Linked DNA regions of Homo sapiens: region 1 is linked to region 2. The links are chromatin loops, found by intact Hi-C in ENCODE. Cell type or tissue: OCI-LY7. All regions are shown on one strand. Links, peaks and the distances in the headings refer to the core of each region. The heading gives the core; the rest is flanking DNA. Region 1 overlaps SACS (sacsin molecular chaperone). Region 2 overlaps MIPEP (mitochondrial intermediate peptidase).

Region 1 (2,921 bases), core at 201-2,700, 470 kb after region 2:
ACTGGCTCCTTCTCCATTGCTTTCAGGAAGATGTTGGAGCCTCAGAATATGTTAGTGCAAAAGGCAGATTCCAGAGGTGGGCCAGATTTGGGGAAACTGCCCCAAGGGTCCTGAGGAAACAGCTCTAGTTACAGTGTGCGTAAGAGCAGGGCATACTTGGGCTTAATTCAGACGAGTGGAAATGTCTAGGAATCCTCTCTTATGTTGGGGGGCGGGGGCTTCATTTGATGAATGTGACAACTGAAGTCACATGACTTGCTCAAAATCATATTCTGACACCTATTAAAATAGTAAAGAAGACTTTACTCAGGACTACTTTGATAGGCATCAAGACGATTGCAACAGGGGAGAGGGATAGGGACTCAACTCCTAATACAGCACAGACAGCTGAGGATTCACAGCCAATGTGCAGTGTGAGGGGTCACTGCATGGAAAATTACTAAGGGGGAATGTCAAAAGTCAGGGACTCTTGCTGAACTGACTTGAAACAATGATCGGCTATCAAGGTGGGGTTGAGGAATCCGATGGGATGTGGAGGTGATCAGATAGCCGGAGTCAGGGGATTCTGTCTGAACTGACTTGGCGGGATGCATGCACCAGCTGGGCTAGGCAGGTCAAAGGCAGGACCCGAAGACAATGCCGTGTCAAAAAGAGGGCGTGGGGGAGCCTGTCTAATGTTTGGTTAAAGAGAAAGTCTATTTTAGTTCCCCCTGTTGTTCATGAAAGAACAGACATTCTTCTGTCTGAACCATCTAAGTCCATTTCTTGTTGGTTGTCTTTTTTGTTCATTAAGGACCAGCTGAACCATCTGTTGAGACTTGGTGATAGAGGATATTTGCTGGATGCTTCAATAAGTCAGACATTTATGAAAAACAAAAAGAAAAACAGGCCGGGCGTGGTGGCTCACGCCTGTAATCCCAGCACTTTGGGAGGCCGAGGTGGGCAGATCACGAGGTCAGGAGATGGAGACCATCCTGGCTAACACGGTGAAACCCCGTCTCTACTAAAAATAGAAAAAGATTAGCCGGGCGTGGTGGCAGGCGCCTGTAGTCCCAGCTACTTGGGAGGCTGAGGCAGGAGAATGGTGTGAACCTGGGAGGTGGAGCTTGCAGTGAGCCGAGATTGCGCCACTGCACTCCAGCCTGGACAACAGAGCAAGACTCCGTCTTGAAAAAAATAAATAAATAAAAAGAAAAACAAAGATGCATGGGTAGAGCAGACTGTAAACTCAGTTTCTGAGTCTAGATGTTGGGCTTACAGTATCTTCGGGTGGCAGAATGAGGATGGCAGTGGCCCTCTAGTGGCTGTCCTGGCTTTCAGTTTGAATGTCCTTGGTGATGGCATAGACATCAGTGTCACGGTCATGGTTATTTCCTGGAGCAGAGTGTGGAAGATACACTGTGCCAAATGGCTGACTTTAATTTGCAAAGAGGTGAAAAATAGCTCAAAGACAGTGAACACATCTAGAAACTGATAACCTACAAGGGTGTGCTGTAGATTGAAGCATAAAATATCTCTCTACAATGATGTCCCCTTTTTGATTCAAGATAACCAAAGTAAGATTGTTTTCATTGACAAAATGTCTGGTTTCATTAGATTTGGCCTGATTATTTACATAAATGCAAAAAATAATAATTGATGACGTGAGGGGTTTTTTTGCCCATTAATTTTTTAAAGTCAGGTTTAATAGGATACAATTTACCTATAATAAAATTCTCCCTTTTTGTAAATTTATTGTGATTTGAAAATACTAAAATTCATGATACGAATTCATGGTAAGAGAAGTGTTTTATGTGGAATTGGCAGTTATTTAGTTGATATTAGGAGAAATAATACTTAATATTAGAACTTTTTTTTATTATACTTTAAGTTTTGGGATACATGTGCAGAACGTGTGGGTTTGTTACATAAGTATACATGTACCATGGTGGTTTGCTGCACCCATCAATCTGTCATCTACATTAGGTATTTCTCCCAATGCTATCCCTCCCCTAATCCCCACCCCCCGACAGGCCCTGGTGTGTGGTGTTTCCCCCCACCGTGTCCATGTGTTTTCATCGTTCAACTCCCACTTACGAGTGAGAACATGTGGTGTTTGGTTTTCTGTTCCTGTGTTAGTTTGCTGAGAATGATGGTTTCCAGCTTCATCCATGTCCCTGCAAAGGACAGGAACTCATCCTTTTTATGGCTGCATAGTATTCCATTGTGTGTATGTGCCATATTTCCTTTATCCAGTCTATCAATGATGGGCATTTGGATTGGTTCCAATCTTTGCTATTGTGAACAGAGCTGCAATAAACATACGTGTGCATGTGTCTTTAGAGTAGAATGATTTATAATCCTTTGGGTATATACCCAGTAACGGGATTGCTGGGTCAAATGGTATTTCTGGACAGTGAGGAATCGCCACACTGTCTTCCACAATGGTTGAACTAATTTACACTCCCACCAACAGTGTAAAAGCTTTCCTATTTCTCCACATCCTCTCCAGCATCTGTTGTTTCCTGACTTTTTAATGATCACCATTCTAACTGGCATGAGACAGTATCTCATTTTGGTTTTGATTTGCATTTCTCTAATGGCTAGTGATGAGCTTTTTTTCAAATGTTTGTTGGCCACATAAATATCTTCTTTTGAGAAGTGTCTGTTCATATCCTTTGTCCACTTTTTAATGGGGTTTTTTTTTTCCTTGTAGATTTGTTTAAGTTCCTTGTAGATTCTGGATATTAGCCCTTTGTCAGATGGATAGATTGCAAAAATTTTCTCCCATTCTGTTCACTCTGATGATAGTTTCTTTTGCTGTGCAGAAGTTCTTTAGTTTAATTAGACCCCATTTGTCAATTTTGGCTTCGATTGCCATTGCTTTTGGTGTTTCAGTCATGAAGTCTTTGCCCATGCCTATGTCCTGAATGGTATTGCCT
Region 2 (2,921 bases), core at 275-2,774:
GCCTCTGTCTTCCTAACAGTGATTTAACATCAACTGAGTATTTGCTACTTTAAATCATATATTTCTCATCAAATCCTCACAACAATTTTGAGCTTGGTGCTACTATTATTCCTGGCTTTTTTTAGACCAAGGCTGTAGAGGTTGTGGGACGTTATTTTGTAAGCCAGACAGACTCCAGAGCCTCCATGGCCAGCATGTCACCATCCTGCTGGTCAGTCTTCCCCGTCTGTGAACACTGGATTAGTTTTCATAAAGTATTGATTTGTTACTTTCCTGCCCAGAATCCTCCTGTGGACTTCCCATTGTCTAGTGAAGTTAACATGTAACAAAGAGCTCACACTCGTGGCTGTGCTCCGGCTGTCAGCCCCTCATACACAGTGTCCTCCCCCATGTGTTTGCTGTCCTCCTCCTAGGCCTGCTCACCAGGTTTCCCTGGCTGAAGTCCCCATGAAGGCTTCATCCTCACGCCACATTGCGAAGCTTTTATCAGTCCCCCAGGTGGAATTTTGTATTCATCCGAACGTATTTTACTTATTTCAGTCATGTGGCATTCTTCTTTACCTTTTGTTGATGATGATGCTGTTATTGTTGTGTTGCTTATCTAACTTCTAGGCTTACAAAGGATCAAGAACGTGGATCATGTTTTTTAATGCATATTAGTTTTGGACTCAGTAAAAGTATTGAGTGAATGTATGACAAATCATGATAATGCTAGCTATCATCAAGTTTGATATCTTCAGAAGGAAGGTTGCTAGTAGAGAATCCATGTGAATAGTTTTAATGTATCCTTATGAAGGGTGCTTTTGAAATTTTGCTGACAAATAGTATATGTTCAGTTTCACCAGCATAGACATTGCCGCTTTTATCTAACATATGATTACAGTGTAGCTCCTCTTTCCCCGGGAGCAGCTCCCAGGGAACCCCTCAATATTGAATATGCAACTAAAGTAAACCTGCTCAGTTTTTCCCTTGTAACTTCCATGTTTGTTCTCAGAGGTGCTCCACTAGGACAGGATATAAAGTAGACATGTTCCATTTTTCAAAAGAGAGACCATGAAATAAACCCACCAACAAAATCTATAAATCATCAAAGCCTATGTTCTTTCCAGTTGGTTTCTTATTTATTTATTATTATTATTATTTTTTGAGACAGAGTTTCACTCTTGTTTCCCAGGCTGGAGTGCAATTGGGCAATCTTGGCTCACCGCAACCTCCGCCTCCCGGGTTCAAGCGATTCTTCTGCCTCAGCCTCCTGAGTAGCTGGGATTACAGGCATGTGCCACCACGCCCAGCTAATTTTGTATTTTTGGTAGAGACGGGGTTTCTCCATGTTGGTCAGGCTGGTCTCGAACTCCCGACCTCAGGTGATCCACCTGCCTCAGCCTCCCAAAGTTCTGGGATTATAGGCGTGAGCCACTGCACCCGGCCTTAATTTTTAAGGTCTCATACAAATATAACTTATAAGTTTAAATGTAATAGAAATGTTTATTTTTAACATTATTTAATAACACAGAAATTTCATAGAATTTTTCAAGAGTTCAGATTATTGTACATTTCATTGTTACCACAGAATGATGAAGTGATATGCCTGGCAGATCATTGAAGTTGGCATGAACTCAGTTTTGATTTTTCCAGAGGTTTTATCAGTAGATAAAATCTTCAAAGTAGTTAATTTTATCACATTTTTTTTTTCAAAGTAAAAGTTTTGAAGACAATTTTGGAACTGTAATGTGATTTCAAAATCTTGTTCATCTTTTTTGTTATTCCACTTGTTACCATTAGGTGGTGATAAATGGCCATATCAAACAAAATAAGCAAAGAGAAATCTGGACTGTAAGGAAATGGGAGTCTCCTAAAACTTTTTTCCATGAAATTTGAATTTTCTATATTGAAATTCTGGGGATATTGATATATACTCAATTTTTTCAGCATCTTATCAAGCATGCCTCTACATCATCTATGTTTATCTTTAAAAAGTATATTAGTATTGTGGCTTAATCATTTTTTAGGAGCATAGAACAGTTTAGAACTTGTTAATTGCTATCTCCTCTCCCAGAAAGATTTGTGTACACTTTCACCTGAAGCCCAACATGAGCCCAGTGCGGAGCCTGTCTAGTTTTTTGGTAACCAGTAACTGAAAATTCATATGCAGAGCCTGTCTAGTTTTTGAGTAACCAATAACTGAAAATTCATCTGCAGAGCCTGTCTAGTTTTTGAGTAGCCAATAACTGAAAATTCAGCCCTTCTCCTCCAGTCAGCCTAATTATGTGGTTTCTAGTTTATATTTAATCTTAGAGCATTTATGGCAACCCCTTTGCTAATACACGTTTTCTCAGGTTATTGTGTATTACAAAGATATGACTGCAAGATTAAACCTAAGCAGATGTGTCCGCACCATCCACGTCCTCATCACTGACCATTTGAAGGCCTGGCAGGAGCAAGGACCATGTGCCACATGGCAGGGACACAGAGTAGAAGAAAGGACCATGCCCTGGGGTTCCAGTCTGCTTCTTAGACTTCACTGTATCATTCTGTAGCAGCTCAAGCACATGCAAAATCAGAACTTTATTCCCCCCTGAGACAGGGTCTCGCTTTGTTGCCCAGGTTGCAGTGGTGTGATCGTAGCTCACTGAAGCCTTACCTCCTGGGCTCAAGTGATCCTGCTGCCTCAGCCCCACATAGGGCTGGGACTGCAGGCGTGTGCTACCACACCCAAAATCAGAACTTTTAAAATGTGCTTCCCCCTTCTGGAGGCTCACTACACTTTTGCAAATAACTGTTTTTTTGTTTTTTGTTTTTTTTTGAGACAGAGTCTCCCTCTGTCTCACAGGCTGGAGTACAGTGGTGCGATCTCGGCTCATTGCAACCTCCGCCTCCTGGGTTCGAGCGATTCTCGTGCCTCAGCCTCTTGAGTAGCTGAG

What was found. Hi-C counts contacts between places; a loop is a spot of excess contacts. Peaks named below come from ENCODE experiments on the same cell type or tissue, not always from the same donor. Only the 100,000 strongest peaks of a DNase experiment are listed, where the experiment ranks them.
Region 1: it touches region 2 in a loop (8-fold over the local background); 5 of 110 quality-filtered maps call a loop at or near these places.

Annotation. Positions count from the first base shown.
Region 1 is chr13:23,405,465-23,408,385 of GRCh38, reverse strand. All of the region lies in intron 2 of SACS (sacsin molecular chaperone), which reads left to right. Among named protein-coding and RNA genes, the nearest start is that of SACS-AS1, 12 kb to the left of the region's middle. In OCI-LY7, for the core only: a CTCF peak has its summit at 1,301 (motif pointing left); a DNase peak (open chromatin) is centred at 1,315.
Region 2 is chr13:23,870,687-23,873,607 of GRCh38, reverse strand. All of the region lies in intron 5 of MIPEP (mitochondrial intermediate peptidase), which reads left to right. Among named protein-coding and RNA genes, the nearest start is that of PCOTH, 17 kb to the left of the region's middle. In OCI-LY7, for the core only: CTCF peaks have their summits at 1,578 and 1,787; a DNase peak (open chromatin) is centred at 1,777.